Linked DNA regions of Homo sapiens: region 1 is linked to region 2. The links are chromatin loops, found by intact Hi-C in ENCODE. Cell type or tissue: IMR-90. All regions are shown on one strand.

Evidence for each region. A loop is a pair of places that touch in the nucleus more often than their neighbours do. Peaks named below come from ENCODE experiments on the same cell type or tissue, not always from the same donor. Only the 100,000 strongest peaks of a DNase experiment are listed, where the experiment ranks them.
Region 1: a loop joins it to region 2, with 2.5 times the contacts of the local background. A loop is called at or near these places in 2 of 110 quality-filtered maps.

Annotation. Positions count from the first base shown.
Region 1 is chr7:79,816,186-79,824,185 of GRCh38, reverse strand. All of the region lies in intron 2 of LOC105375371 (a long non-coding RNA gene), which reads right to left. Among named protein-coding and RNA genes, the nearest start is that of GNAI1, 310 kb to the left of the region's middle. In IMR-90, no CTCF peak of the experiment used is centred here; DNase peaks (open chromatin) are centred at 715 and 3,545; H3K27ac peaks cover 712 bases.
Region 2 is chr7:80,016,163-80,024,162 of GRCh38, reverse strand. No RefSeq gene overlaps it. Among named protein-coding and RNA genes, the nearest start is that of GNAI1, 110 kb to the left of the region's middle. RefSeq lists an enhancer at 3,892-4,397. In IMR-90, a CTCF peak has its summit at 4,795 (motif pointing right); a DNase peak (open chromatin) is centred at 4,912.

The DNA of each region.
Region 1 (8,000 bases), 200 kb after region 2:
AGAATCAAGGAGGAGAATAGTGGTTACCAGGGGCTGGAAGGTGGGGGAAATTGGAATATGTTGGTCAAGGGGTACAAGCTTTCAATTATAAGATGAATAAATTCTGGTGATCTAATGTTGAGCGTTATGACATTAATTAATACTGTACTGTATATTTGAAATTTTCTAAGAGTAGATCTTGCGTGCTCTCACCACACAAACACACACACACACACACACACACAGTGGTAACTATATAAGGTGATGAATGAATTAACTTGATTGTGGTAATCAGTTTAACAAAGTACGCATATTAAAATTTTTCACATTTTATACCTTAAGTATTTACAGTATTTATTGGTCAATTATACCTCAATAAATCTGGAAACAAGAGGTTTGTGTTTGACAACCTAACATCTGGATCATCTTGAGTCTAGCCTCTGCTTATTTTATTTTCCTTTAAGAAAGTCGTATATTCTTGGTTCTGTTTATGTGAGTAATTTTCCAATGTATCCGGAACATTGTTACAGTTATATTATTGAGGCTGTACATTTTGTTATATTCCTATAAAGGATGTTTAAATTCTTTTAGAAAACCAAAAACTACCTTGCTTATCCTCAAGCCTCAACATTTTTATTGTGTGTTTAAGGCAGCAACTCAACTCTCAGTTTTTTCCATGTAGCTTTAACTGATAGCTGCTTTGAGTTTTCCCCATGCTTGCATAATTCAGTGGTTAGCCATGGATTTGGACAGAGTTTATATACATAACTTGATGATTTCTTCCATGCTTTCTTTTCCCAGAATTCCCTCATTTTTAGAGCATGATTGGCCCAGGCTCTGTGTTCTGATTCTCTAGGTTAGAAAGAATGTGGGTTTCTACCAGAGTTTAAACTTCCCTGGGCCACAGTGGGACTGTGGTCGGTCTTCAAACTAAATTCATAAAAATGAGAAACACTCCTTGCTATAACCATCTTCAGAGTTTTAACCAACTCCCCCAACCCCACAAAAAATAGTACAGCTTTTTTAAACTTTCAAGTTTTTAAAAATTGTATCCAGATTTTATGGTTGTTTTGAGATGATTCAATTGTTAGGAGATTATTTTGCCATACTTGAAGAGAAACTCCTTAGGGTAGAACAGTGTAATCCTTCTCTCAGAAGACAGAAATATCTCTCCTGGATAGATTCCAAAACATATGTTACTGTGTAAAAAGATTATCTGAGAAATTAGACCCATATCAAACACAAGATTTCCAAAATTCGGCATCCAGAAATACAAAAAATTATGTCAATGAATGAAAAGAGCAGAGGTAGGTAAAATCTCAAAAAAATCCCAAGGAGGCATTGATTTTTTTTCCAATCGAATATACAGTTTTGAACTGGATTTTGTTTTGGTTTTTCCTGTCTTCCTTCCAGATGGCACAATATAAATTGTCTTAGAGATAAGCAAAGAGAGACAGACTGAACACATGGCTCTCAAGAATCAAATTTCACATCACTGATAACATGTACAAACAGAAATTCTCTTCAGTTAACATTGATGTTTATAAATTATTTTTTAAACATTAATTTGTTATTGTTAATACATGCACATCTAGTCCTAAAAATTAAGAACTGAATCAATAAAATATCTTCTTTCAATTACAAAATATTTTCTGTGCTTGTGAACAAATTATTTTATTCTTGCAAAAGAAAAAACTTCATAGGATATATGTTCAGAACTTTAACCCAGTCTTTATTTTCAGAATCAAGAATGGGTAAGTTACAGGGTAAACTCCTTAATGCTTTCTATTGACTAATTTATGTATCTTTTAGTCTATTATTTTTAAAACTAAGAGTATCAACATATTTATTAGCTTACATTTTTAACATTGAAGGTCTACTTGTTGGATAACACTGGCATCTGAGTGTTTCAGGCAATTAATTTTGAATTAGGACTGGTGAGAATGCTAATACTATGAAGCCGCATAGAATGGCTGATGACCAAGACATCCATAGTTAAGCAGCATGCATACTATACATTTGGTTTCCATGTGAAATATTGTAACTTTGAAAAGTTATCTTGTATTTCTGTTCTTTCATTTACTTAATTTACTAAAAATGATATATCTATTAATTAATATCAAGGTTAACTTTTTTGAAATTTAGTGCTTGAATGAAATTCTAACCACATAGTTGTGAGTCCTTTAGCTAATAAATACAAATTTCTAGTCAGTCTTTTATTTAACAGGAGATAAGCAGTTCAAATACTTCTGGTAATAAAATATACTTCAAAGACTGGCTTTCAAAATTATGGATATTATCTACAATATTTTGTCTACTTTGGAAAATTAAAGTGGTATTAAATTTTTTTATGTATAGTAAACGTATTGCTTAATCTTTGTTGATGAATCCTGAGCATCATGAGTATGATATACCAAAGCATAAAGTTACATTTTCCTATTCATGTTTGTATTGTGTAGTAAAGGAAGAAATATTGTTGTATATTGGACTCATAGTTCATTTCATTTCTGACAACAGTTTGAAAAGATGATGTTTTTTGGGAGATTACAATGAAGACATTTATACTGAAATCTTTTGAGCTAATTATTGCTTCAAACACTACCAATTGTTATTCTGTTTTTTCTCTTTATGTTAAGGTTCTAGATGTAATGTAATACTTTAGAAGAAAAATATTTAAAATGATTTGTGAAAAATAATTTTTCCATGACATTATATCCAAAATAATTTGTTTAAAATCTCTCTAATACCTGTAAATGTTTTTTACTTCTATAGAGGATTTTGATTTTCATCAGCAGTCATGACAGCATTAACAGCCAGACAAAGAGAAGGGGGCTTAGATATCGTGGGATAAACAGAACATTTATTTTAATTAAATGTCTAACATTTCAAGCTTATTAATCCAGAAATTTCAGGCAACGCTTCAACAGATTTATGTATCTCTTTATTAATTAAAATGTTTTCCTTGGCCAAGCACGATGGCTCACGCCTGTAATTCCAACACTTTGGGAGGCCAAGGTGGGCGGATCACCTGAGGTCAGGAGTTCAAGACCAGCCTGGCCAACATGGTGAAATCCTGTCTTAAAAATACAAGAATTAGCCAGGCGAGGTGGTGGGCCCCTGTAATCCCAGCTATTCGGGAGGCTGAGGGAAGAGAATCGCTTGAACCTGAGAAGTGGAGGTTGCAGTGAGTCGAGATCGCACCATTGCACTCCAGCCTGGGCAACAGAGAGAGACTCTTAGGCAAAAAACAAAAAAACAAAAAAAACAAAAAAAGTTTTCCTTATAAATTTTTTAATTTATTGTTTATATTTATAAACCTTCAGTTTAAAAGCTTATATTCTTATATATATATATCATTTGCATTGTAGCCTGTTGCGTGTGTTTTGCTGAACATATATGTTTTTCTTCCAACTTTTAGTTTAAAAAATAGTGTGTATTTTTTTTTTATGCTAGAACAGCATTCACTTGAATGGAGTTTTGCAGTCTAATATGCTTTTGAGGTTGCAGTGCTCAGTACTCCCTGCGCAAATCAGAAATGTGAGGAGCATGCTAGAGACAAGCGCCTGGCCAAAGGCCAGGACACTGCCTTTGTCAGCCAGCTCTGCAGAAGGCGGGGCAAGTACTCCTCTCTGAGGCTGGGAAAATGCTTGGAAACCGCCAGAACCAGCTGAATTGTAAAATATTTCAGACGTGTTCGAAGAAAACAATAAATCATCAACATAAACAAGACATCATTAGGGTGCTTGATGGGCATTTCTTGAATGAGAAGATTCTGAGCTATGATTACTGTGTGTTTACCTTTGCCCACAGGACATAAATGAATTCTGTAATTTGGTAAAAAAGAAGAACATTTCTTTACTGTCCGGCTGGTTTCCTGGGGAAAAAATAATAATATTTCAAAGGGGAAATACTTTGTTAAGCATATTCCTTTACAGCAACCTAGCATATTATTCAACACTTAAACTCACACATTGCATTTTATTCTAATACCTTGAGGCTAGTATTTGTGAAAAGGTATTAATAAAAACAGGCTTTCCCTTACATCCTTCTCAATAATAATCTGTCAGTTGGAGCACTTTCCCCATAAGCTTAGTATACTATAACAAAAAAAGTGTTTGGAGGCACATTAAAATTAAACACGCTAATTCAGTTTTCCTAATATATTCTGCTTTTGTTTCCTAGCAAATTAATGACGATCATGGTGTATATTAGAAATAGTAAGTAAATATTTTAAAAATATTTTTAGAATAAAATTACTAACCATATCACCAAAGAAAGAGATAGTTAAAAAGAAACATTGTACAAATTGTGCATTGACACAAAATAGACCGTATTAGCATCCCAGAGACAAGAAACAACTATGAGGAATTAAATTGAAAATCCATGTGAAGGGAATGTATGCATCTGGTTCTTCATGTCTTGCAACTTTTAAAATAGCACTTGAAAGCTAACCAGAAAAAAAGACTTTAAAGACATTATTTCCAAAATTATGCAGAGTTCACAATGAGTGGATCTTAGAGCTTCTGTCTGTGTACCAATTTTTCATGTTTCATACTCATATGGAAAAATACATCAGAAGTTAAGGAGTAATAACACAAATATATATTTGATAGGAAAATTATCATAATCTCAGTGTTCTGGTTTTTTTACATTCCACACTTCATAATGAGGAGAATTTGGGTTTTCTTTCTTTCCATTTTTGAGATTTACATATGAATTCTGTATAATAATTTGAAAAAAATGAAAGAAACTTTTGTGAAAAATATTAAAACTGGAAAAATATATAAAAAGAGTGCAGAGTTTTCCTTTAGTCTTTCTTAAAAACAGTTATTTAAATAAGATTGAAAACAAAAATACAATAATATGTATTGAAATACATTTGAAAAATTTTGAACTTGCATGGATTATTTACATTTATTTGTCGCATTTCTCTTGAAGAATAATATAAACTTGAAAAAAGTAAAACAAATTTTTCACTTTACTCATCTTTGGATCTTTAAATGCTTATCACATGATGGAGAAATCTTATTTAAAAAATAATGTTACTGGTATTAATTTCCATATGTTTTAAGTACTCTAATCAAAATAATATCTTATAGATTCATATAATACAGATGACATCATAAAAAAGATTTTCTTTGCACCTTTGCCACCACTTCATATCTAGCCCAATGTAAGAAACATAATCTAGTAATTATTTCTTTTTTTTTACATTATCTTCATACATATTCTCCATTTCTTGATTTACAGACTGTGTTACCTATTAACTGTCCACTGCGGAAGCTGCAAATTTTGATCACGCAGGGAGTTCTCCACTTCTCATCATTGTCTTCATCAAATATTTTTGATCATTATTTAAATTATTGCTTAGCTGTATATCTCTGTTTAATGTACTTATATATTTATTTTTTCAATTATAATCACCAAATTCCCTTCTATATCATATCTTACTCCTAATCTTTTTTTTTCTTTTCCTTATTATAATTTTTCTATCCTCAGCACATCAGTTTGACATGGACAAAATTAATAAAATTTACAATTGCTCCGTGATCATAAGTAAGTCTGCATTGCAAGATGAGCTAAAAGTGGAAAACCAATGAACCTTATTTTTATTGTTATTATTTTGCAGAGACATTAACTGCAAGTCCAAGTTGTATTTCACAATAATATTTTCTTTTTTAGTGTTTCAATACCATGACCTCTGAATCACTCAAAGTATAACACAGTACACATTAATACATAATTAAATATTATTTTTCATCAGTCTATCAGTTGGTTTAAAATTGTGCCCACATTTTAGTTTGCTTCATATTTGGAAAATAAAATATTTGTGTAGTTTTCAATTTTCCTGGAGTTTCTCATTTCTCCCTCTCCCACTTTTTAAAATGACAGAATAATGTACTTTTAATGTAGCAGTTATGTGATGAATCTTTTCTAAGTCCATGAATTCAAAAAAAGTCATTATTCTACCTTCACACTTAATTTAAGATTTGTCTAGAGACGGCATCCATTCAAAGTCATTTTCCCTAATAACTTTGGAACCACTGTTTGATACTTTTCTGACATCCAAAGCTATTAATGAAAAATCTGATGTTTATATGAATCTTACACAGTTGTAATTATCTGTTTTTGTCTCAAGAAGTTTGTATTTATTTTGTGATTTTTTTTAACTTACTGGTTTAAATCAACCAGAATTTCTTGGATTTTCTATGTAACAGAAATTAAATCAGTATAAATCACTGTTTAGGCTCACTCTGAGTTTCTTTGATTCCTCATGTTTTCTTTGATACTTCATGTTTTCTTTGATAATCATTTTATCTTGCACCCCGTACTTTCCTTCTGTGGTCATTTTCTTTCGCCTTCAAGTTCATATTTTGAAATTACTTCAATGATAGTCTAATGATGCTGAACTATCAGACATTTTATTGCTGTAAAATATTTTACTTCATTTTCCTTTTTATAAAGATAGTTTTGCTAGGATACATTTATTTCCTATATTTGGGTTTTTTTTATCATTTCTGAAAAATCTTTGGTTATTATCTCATTTTCTTCTCTTTATATTTTGAGATCAGGCCATTTTCTTTCAAAACCCATCCAAGGTATAACACTCCTAATTGCTATATTCTGTTGTCTCTGTCTTATTAAAGTATACTCACAATCATTCCTCTTTTCTAATGCCCAATCCACAGTTATTGGGTCAACCTTGTGCTTGGTTTTTTGGTTCTCTAACATTGTATAGAAGACAATGGGGAAAGCAATGTGGTCCAAACACACAACTCGCCGATGGTCTTGTATAATGAAAGGATTAAATTAGCCAGACATGGTGGCTCACGCCTGCAATCCCGGTACTTTGGGAGGCTAAAGGTTCATGGCTTGAGCTCAGAAGTTCAAGACCAGCCTGCGCAACATGACAAAACCCCATCTCTACAAAAAATACAAAAATTAGCCAGGCATGGTGGTGCACACCTGTAGCTCCAGCTACTTGGGATGCTGAGGTGTGAGGATGCCTTGAGCCAGGGAGGTTGATGTTGCAGTGAGCTCAGATCATGTAGCCTGGGTAATAGAATGAGACTCTAACTAAAAAAAGAGAAAAATAAAGAAGGGAAGAAAGGATTAAATTAGTAGAAGTTATGCTCTTAAAGCTCATATAATGGGAGGCAAGACTCCTTCTGGATTCCCTTTGTTATATCCAGGACATATCTATCCCTCTTTTGCAAAAACCTCTACTCCTCTACGTTTGGAACACTCCACCCCTTCTAATTTTTGCCAGTTACTATTGTACAATTTATATAATTTTAACCTTAATTTACTGAATATACTGATATCAAGTTCAAAGTTTTCCCGTTTGCTTCAACTCCTATTGTCAATGTAGCTGATTTCAAAATCCACATAGAAAACTAGCTTTGACTTCACCATCAACAGTGATCTTCAATTCTAGTCCATTTTCCTGATCCACTTTATAGTAAGGCCCTAAGAAGTTACCCTGAAATACTGTATCACTTATACTCTCTGACCACCATCTCCTGTTTCTTGCTTTCTTATTTAATTACTTATGCAATGAGTGGCTGTGAATCACATCAGGACCTCTAGTTTACTGACCTCTCTTTTTTCTCTTCCTCCCTTTTCCCTGTCCTTAGTTTATTCCCTGTTCACTTAGATTCCATGCTCTATCATTTCAATCATTCTCTTGGAAATCTCTTAAACCCCCTTATTATGATATGTTTTAAATGCACGTGTTCTGGAAAAATCTGAATAAAATCACCCATCTGCCTTCTGCATAGTCTCACACATATCACTATATGTGGCAGGAGAAGAGTCGCACGGGGCAGATGAACTGTATAGTCATTATTAACCCAAACTACTCCCTCAATGCCATGTTTCTCTATGACATTTTAAAATTTTCTTCACATTAATTTACTTTTCTTTATCTAAAGGACTTTTTCTGTTTCTAAAGGACTCTCCACATTAACTCATTCTCTAAAAATAATAAATATTTTGAAATGACATTAATTACATTGTAG
Region 2 (8,000 bases):
GCTGGTTTTCAAAGGGAATGCGTCCAGCTTTTGCCAATTCAGCATGATATTGGCTGTGGATTTGTCACAAATAGCTCTTATTATTTTGAGATACGTTCCGTCACTACCTAGTTTATTGAGTGCTTTTAGCATGAAGGGGTGTTGAATTTTATCAAAGGACTTTTCTGCATCTATTGAGAGAATCAAGTGGTTTTTGTCATTGGTTCTATTTATGCGATGGATTACGTTTATTGATTTGCACATGTTGAACCAGCCTTGTTTCCCAGGGATGAAGCCCACTTGATCATGGTGGATAAGCTTATTAATGTGCTGCTGGATTCAGTTTGCCAGTATTTTATTGAGGATTTTCACATCAATATTCATTAGGGATATTGGCCTGAAATTTTCTTTTTTGTGTTTTGTGTTATGTTTCCTAGGTTTTGTCATCAGGATGATGCTGGCTTCATAAAAAGACTTTAGAAGGAATGGTACCAGCTCGTCTTTGTACCTCTGGTAGAATTCAGCTGTGAATCTCTCTGGCCCTGAGCTTTTCTTTAGTGGAAGGCTATTAATTATTGCCTCAATTTCAGAACTTGTTATTGCTCTATTCAGTGATTCAACTTCTTTCTGGTTTAGTCTTGGGAGGGTGTATGTGTCCAGGAATTTATCCATTTCTTCTAGATTTTCTAGTTTATTTGTGTAGAGGTGTTTATAGTATTTTCTGGTGGTAGTTTGTATTTCTGTGGGATCAGTGGTGATATCCCCTTTATCATTTTTTATTGTGTCTATTTGATTCTTCTCTCTTTTCTTCTTCATCATTCTGGCTAGTGGTCTATCTATTTTGTTAATCTTTTCAAAAAACCAGCTCCCAGATTCATTGATCCCTTGAAGGGTTTTTCGTGTCTCTATCTCCTTCAGTTCCGCTCTGATCTTAGTTATTTCTTGTCTTCTGCTAGCTTTTGAATTTGTTAGCTCTTGCTCTAGTTCTTTTCATTGTGATTTAAAGTGTCGATTTTAGATCTTTCCTGCTTTCTCCTGTGGGCATTTAGTGCTATAAATTTCCCTCTAAACACTGCTTTAGCTGTGTCCCAGAGATTTTGGTACATTGTGTCTTTGTTCTCACTGATTTCAAATAACTTATTTATTTCTCCCTTAATTATGTCATTTACCCAGTAGTCATTCAGGAGCAGGTCATTCAGTTTCTCTGTTGTTGTGTGGTTTTGAGTGAGTTTCTTAATCCTGAGTTCTAATTTGACTGCACTGTGGTCTGAGAGAGGGTTCCGTTATTTTGCATTTGCGAGGAGTGTTTTACTTCCAATTTTGTGGTCAATTTTAGAATAAGTGCAATGTGGTGCTGAGAAAAATGTATATTGTGTTGATTTGAGGTGGAGAGTTCTGTAGATGTCTATTAGGTCCGCTTGGTCCAGAGCTGAGTTCAACTCCTGAATACCCTTGTTAATTTTTTGTCTTGTTGATCTGCCTAATATTAACAGTGGGGTGTTAAAGTCTCCCACTATTATTATGTGGGAGTCTAAGTCTCTTTGCAGGTTTCTTAGAACTTGCTTTATAAATCTGGGTGCTTCTGTATTGGGTGCATCCATGTTTAGGATAATTAGCTCTTCTTGTTGCATTGATCCCTTTACCATTATATAATGCCCTTCTTTGTCTTTTTTGATCTTTGTTGGTTTAACGTCTGTTTTTTCAGAGACTAAGATTACAACTCCTGTTTTTTTTTCCTCTCCATTTGCTTGGTAAATATTTCTCCATCCTTTTATTTTGAGCCTATGTGTGTTTTCGCATGTGAGATGGGTCTGCTGAATACAGCACAACGATGAGTCTTGACTCTTTATTCAATTTGCCAGTCTGTGTCTTTTAATTGGGGCATTCATTCCATTTACATTTAAGGTTAATATTGCTATGTGTGAATTTGATCCTGTCATTATGATCCTAGCTGGTTATTTTGCCCACTAGTTGATGCAGTTTCTTCATAGTGTCGATGGTCTTTGCATTTTGTTATGTTTTTGCAGTGGCTGCTACTAGTTTTTCTTTTCCATATTTAGTGCTTCCTTCAGGAGCTCTTGTAAGGCAGGCCTGGTGGTGACAAAATCCCTCAGCATTTGCTTTTATGTAAAGGATTTTATTTCTCCTTCACATATGAAGCTTAGTTTGGCTGGATATGAAATTCTGGGTTGAAAATTCTTTTCTTTAAGAATATTGAATTTTGGCCTCCACTCTCTTTTGGCTTGTAGAGTTTCTGCAGAGAGATCTGCTGTTACTCTGATGGGCTTCCCTTTGTGGGTAACCTGACCTTTCTCTCTGGCTGCCCTTAACATATTTTCCTTCATTTCGAACTCGGTGAATCTGTCGGTTATGTGTCTTGGGGTTGCTCTTCTCAAGGAATATCTTTGTGGTGTTCTCTGTATTTCCTGAATTTGAATGTTGGCCTGTCTTGCTAGGTTGGAGAAGTTCTCCTGGATAATATCCTGAAGTGTGTTTTCCAACTTCATCCCATTCTCCCTGTCACCTTCAGGTACAGCAGTGAAACGTAGGTTTGGTATTTTCACATAGTCCTATATTCCTTGTAGGCTTTGTTCCTTTTCATTCTTTTGTCTCTAATCTTGTCTTCAAGCCTTATTTCATTAAGTTGGTCTTCAATCTGATATCCTTTCTTATGCTTGATTGATTCGGCTACTGATAATTATGCATGATTCACTAGGTTCTCATGCTGTGTTTTTCAGCTCCATCAGGTTATTTATGTTCTTCTCTAAACTGGTTATTCTGTTTAGCACTTCCTGTAACCTTTTAGCAAGTTTCTTAGCTTGCTTGCATTAGGTTAGAACATGCTCCTTTAGCTCAGATGAGTTTGTTATTACCCACGTTCTGAAGCCTACTTCTGTCAATTTGTCAAACTCCTTCTCTGTCCAGTTTTGTTCCCTTGCTGGTGAGGAGGTGTGATCCTTTGGAGGAGAAGAGGCATCCTGGTCGTTGGAATTTTTAGCCTTTTTGCACTGTTTTTTCCTCATCTTTGTGGATTTGTCTGCCTTTGGTCTTTGATGTTGGTGACCTTCAGATGGGGTTTTTGAGTGGTTGTCCTTTCTGTCAATGTTGATGCTATTGTTTCTGTTTGTTAGTTTTCCTTCTAACAGTCAGGCATCTCTTCTGCAGGTCTGCTGGAGTTTCCTGGAGGTCCAATCCAGACCGTGTTTGCCTGGGTATCACCAGCGGAGGCTGCAGAACAGCAAAGATTGCTGCCTGCTCCTTCCTCTGGAAGCTTTGTCCCAGAGAGGCACTCTCCAGATGCCAGCTGGAGTTCTCCTATAGGAGGTGTCTGTTGACCCCTGCTGGGAGATGTCTCCCCGTCAGGAAGCACAGGGGTCAGGGACACACTTGAGGAGGCAGTCTGTCCCTTAGCAGAGCTTGAGTGCTGTGCTGAGAGATCCTCTGCTCTCTTCAGAGCTGGCAGGCAGGAATGTTTAAGTCAGCTGAAGCTGTGCCCACAGCCACCCCTTCCCCCAGGTCCTCTGTCCCAGGCAGATGGCAGTTTTATCTATAAGCTCCTGACTGGGGCTGCTGCCTTTTTTTCAGAGATGCCCTGCCCAGAGAGGAGGAATCTAGAGAGGCTGTCTGGCTACAGTGGGTTTGCGGTGCGGTGGTTGGCTCTGCCCAGTCTGAACTTCCCAGAGGCTTTGTTTACACTGTGAGGGGAAAACCGCCTACTCAAGCCTCAGTAATGGTGGACGCCCCTCCCCCCAGGCTTGAGTGTCCCAGCTGGACTTCAGACTGCTGTGCTAGCAGCGAGAATTTCAAGCCAGTGGGTCTTAGCTTGTTGGGCTCTGTGGGGGTGGGATCCACTGAGGAAGACCACTTGGCTCCCTGGCTTCAGCCCCCTTTCCAGGGGAGTGGAGGGTTCTGTCTTTCTGGCGTTCCGGGTTCCACTGGGGTACAAAAGAAATTCCTGCAGCTAGCTCGGTGTCTGCCCAAATGGCTGCCCAGTTTTGTGCTTGAAACCCAGGGCCCTGGTGGTGTCAGCACCCAAGGGAATCTCCTGGTCTGTGGGTTATGAAGACCATGGGAAAAGTGTAGTATCTGGGCCGGATAGCTCCATCCCTCACGGCACAGTCCCTCACGGCTTCCCCTGGCTAGGGGAGGGAGTTCCCCTACCCCTTGTGCTTCCCAGGTGAGGCAACGTTCCACCCTGTTTTGGCTCACCCTCTGTGGGCTGCACCCACTGTCTAACCAGTCCCAGTGAGATGAGCTGGGTACCTCAGTTGGATATGCAGAAATCACCTGCCTTCTGCATTGGTCTTGCTGGGAGCTGCAGACTGGAGCTGTTCCTATTCAGCCATATTACCTGTGAGTCCTACTATCTTATTTTTAAAATACAGTTTTTCTTGTTTATTTTACTAGAGAACTTACTAGCAAAGCAATCCACTGCTTTACTCTTGGTAACTTTCGTTCTGGTCTAACTTGGGAAACTGTGGCCATGACACAGGAAATTTTACAAGTAACTGCATGATCTCAGATATTACATCACTATGTCATATTCTTCCTCTGAAGCACAATGGATTATGGCTTCTTTAAAACTCTAAAACAGTCTGGGGAAAATATTGGAAAATATAATAGTCCCATGCCTACACTTCTCTTTTAAAGCCCAGGCTTTAAGTATGACGAGGCATAAGTAAAATAATGAGTTTTTCCATTTTTGCCTTTCCTCCCCGTCCCCCAACCTACCTTCAAACTTTCATCATCTGTGCTTGTTCCTGACTTCCTGGCCACCTATGGTGCTCTCCTGCCAGATTGTCTTCCTCCATGTTGGCCACAAGGTGGCGCTCTCAACGCTCATCTATATATATTCCACTATCACTGAGACCCTCACTACAATGAACCCCCTGTGAATGTGATTCTGTCTCTCCCAAGCGTTCTGAGGTTGTTTAGACAGTGTTAACAGGACTAATCTGATAAGTGAATTTTCATATTGGAGAAAGACTAAGAAAATGTTCAAGGACTTACTTTCTCAGTGTTACAGTCATTGTTTTCTGACTCAAGAGTTCTTTGCTTAGAGGAAAGTGACTCCGATGTTGAATTACATTACATATATTCTTGCATACTACATGTGTTCATGAAGCTATCCCTGATTTTGATAGGGGATTTGGCGATAAATTTCAAAGTAAAGTAGGGTTTCTACTTCTCGCTTATCTTTGTCCTAAACACATTTTCTTGCTCTCCAGACATCTTGAAATTTGAATATATAAACAAAGTGTAGGTAGAAGGGGTATTATGTGATAGAAAGTGGCTGCCTTTGAAATCAAAACATGTTTGAGTCCCTACTCAGTCACTTACTATATGGGTGATCTTGGTTGATTCTTTTAAAGTCTGTTATCTTAAACTGTATTATCTCAAATGGAGGTCATAATGCTTTATCTCTTTTGTAGGTTCTTTATCTCTTTTTTGTGTCTCTTTATGTCTTTTGTAGGCTCATTGCAAATCTTAAATGATCCATTTTATACAAAAATGTGTAACGTGTATTCTTTTATTCAACAAATACTTACAGATTGCCAATATCTGCCTTTTACTCTGTGCCAAAAAAGAAAGTTATTGATCTTATAATTTTATCTTCAAATTTCACAATTTTTCTCCTGGCTTCAATTACCTGGAAATATTATTATTACCAGGAAAGAGTATGTAATATCATATGACATACTGATATGGTCCATGCATGTTATTCAATGATGAAATATCTTCATTATCTTCGTGATACACCCTTTTTTTCCTTTGTGGTTGAACTGTTCTCTCCATATGATATAATCCTCATAGAATCTACAGGAAAACAGTCTCTGATTCCCTACGTCAACATCACTTTGTGCACACTGTATTGAATTGTGAATGTCTGCTCTATACATGTGTTTCTCTTAACAGACTTAGGGCAGTGACTACTAGACATTATTCACTTTTGCATCCTCCTCACTTAGCATAGTAACGTCAAAGTAATTGTTTTCAGAAAGTTGGTTCAGGACTCATTAATGGATAATTTCAATGAGTCATTAAGTATGGCCACTAAGCTTCCAACAGACAGGCACAAATTCACTTATCCTTCAATTTTACTAATATTGCAGAAATGGATGCTTTAAATTTTACTAAAATATTCTTAAAATCTATAATTAGAGAATTCCATAGAAAACAGATTATCTGTTACATATTGATCATAAAACTCCGTAGCATGAAAGTCATATAATACATGTGATTATTGTGATTATTATTTTTGTGATGATAACTACTGGATCTAGGCCTTTATGCTAAGGAACAATATGTCGCATTATCTCAGAAATAACACATTTTTACTATTAAAAATGTATTGCCTGACATTATAAATTTCTAATATGGTAAACTACTTAAAATTATCCATCATAAATTTATTAAAGACTGAAAATGTTTGTGAATTAGGTCATTTTGCAGAGTCTTATGCCCTGGAATGGTTAATATTTATAAGTTATAATAATTTATATTTCCCCAAATATAAATTTTATTGACAAAATATGGGTCCTATTTTTCATTTGCAACTATACAACCCAAAGTGAAAAGCACAGGCATGCTGGGTGTGTTGTTGCCATGCATGTCACTAATTACAAGGCCCAGAGTGCTGAGGAATAGCAGGGGTTTTACATCCTTTGTCTGGTGAAGTCTGTCTGCATGAGATGGAGTTCAACGAGGTTTTTAGCATATTATTCTCATTAAACCATGCAGGAATTTCATTTCACAAATCCAATTAATACAAACAGATGGTTGGTGGCAAAATCTCTGCCTGTTACACCAAAATTTTTCATTTACTTTGCAGAGTGAAAATTCAGAGCTCACTGAACTTCAGGATGGAACTATCCCAGGCAGAGTGAGTCAGGCAAACTGTAGGCACTTTGGGCAAGAATGCATATTCTCTGCCAAGGCATCACTTATTTTACAGGGAAAAAACAGGTAAATTTTGAAAATATGTTTACACTTTTAACTTTCACTAGAAAATTTGAAGCACCTCGGAATTTTACAATTAATTGAAGCATTGGTGACTTTCTATTTTTAAAAAGACAAGTATTTAAAAAACTCTACGAAGCTTAGTGTAGGTCAGTACTATTCACAAATTTAAAATAAAGTGGTTTATAGAGAAAAAAGTGTTGTTATCCAGCATTCTCTTGTTGGGATTTTTAATTGCCAGTTTTTCCTCTGGGTTTTCTATACTCCTAAGCTAGACCTCATTCAGTAATGAGATACGTAGAAGAAGAAGGAACGTTACTCTTGGATATAAACGCAGAAAAAATGATTTTTAAAAACCAAAGATGCGGCCGGACGCGGTGGCTCATGCCTGTAATCCCAGCACTTTGGGAAGCCGAGGCGGGTGGATCAGGAGGTCAGGAGATCGAGACCACCCTGGCTAACATGGTGAAACCCGGTCTCTACTAAAAATACAAAAAATTAGCCGGGCGCCGTGGTGGGCGCCTATAGTCCCAGCTACTCGGGAGGCTGAGGCAGGAGAATGGCGTGAACCCGGGAGGCGGAGCTTGCAGTGAGCTGAGATCGCGCCACTGCACTCCAGCCTGGGCGAAAGAGCGAGACTCCGTCTCAAAGAACAAAAAACAAACAAACAAACAAAAAACAGAGATGCTTTAGAAACTAACAGTATATCCAAAAGCAGCCTAGGATAGACAATCATTGTTAGATTATTTTTTCAAAATTGGAGGAGTATGAATATCACTTACTGTAAGCAAAAGACAAAAGTTTTCTGAGGCTGACTTTTTCTCTCTCCTTCCTTTATAATAGGCAACTTCTGAATTAGTGACACTATAACTCTCCTCTTAAAAACATTCATAAAAAATATATTTGCTAAAAAGGAAGCAGAAATCTTGCTGAGAAACTAATTTTGAAGGAATACCAAGTGAATATTTATGAAGATACTGTGGGATATTCCTTGGGAAAAATGCTCTTAAAGCATTATATTTACTAGCTACTTACGGATCCTTAGAATAGACTGGGATGAA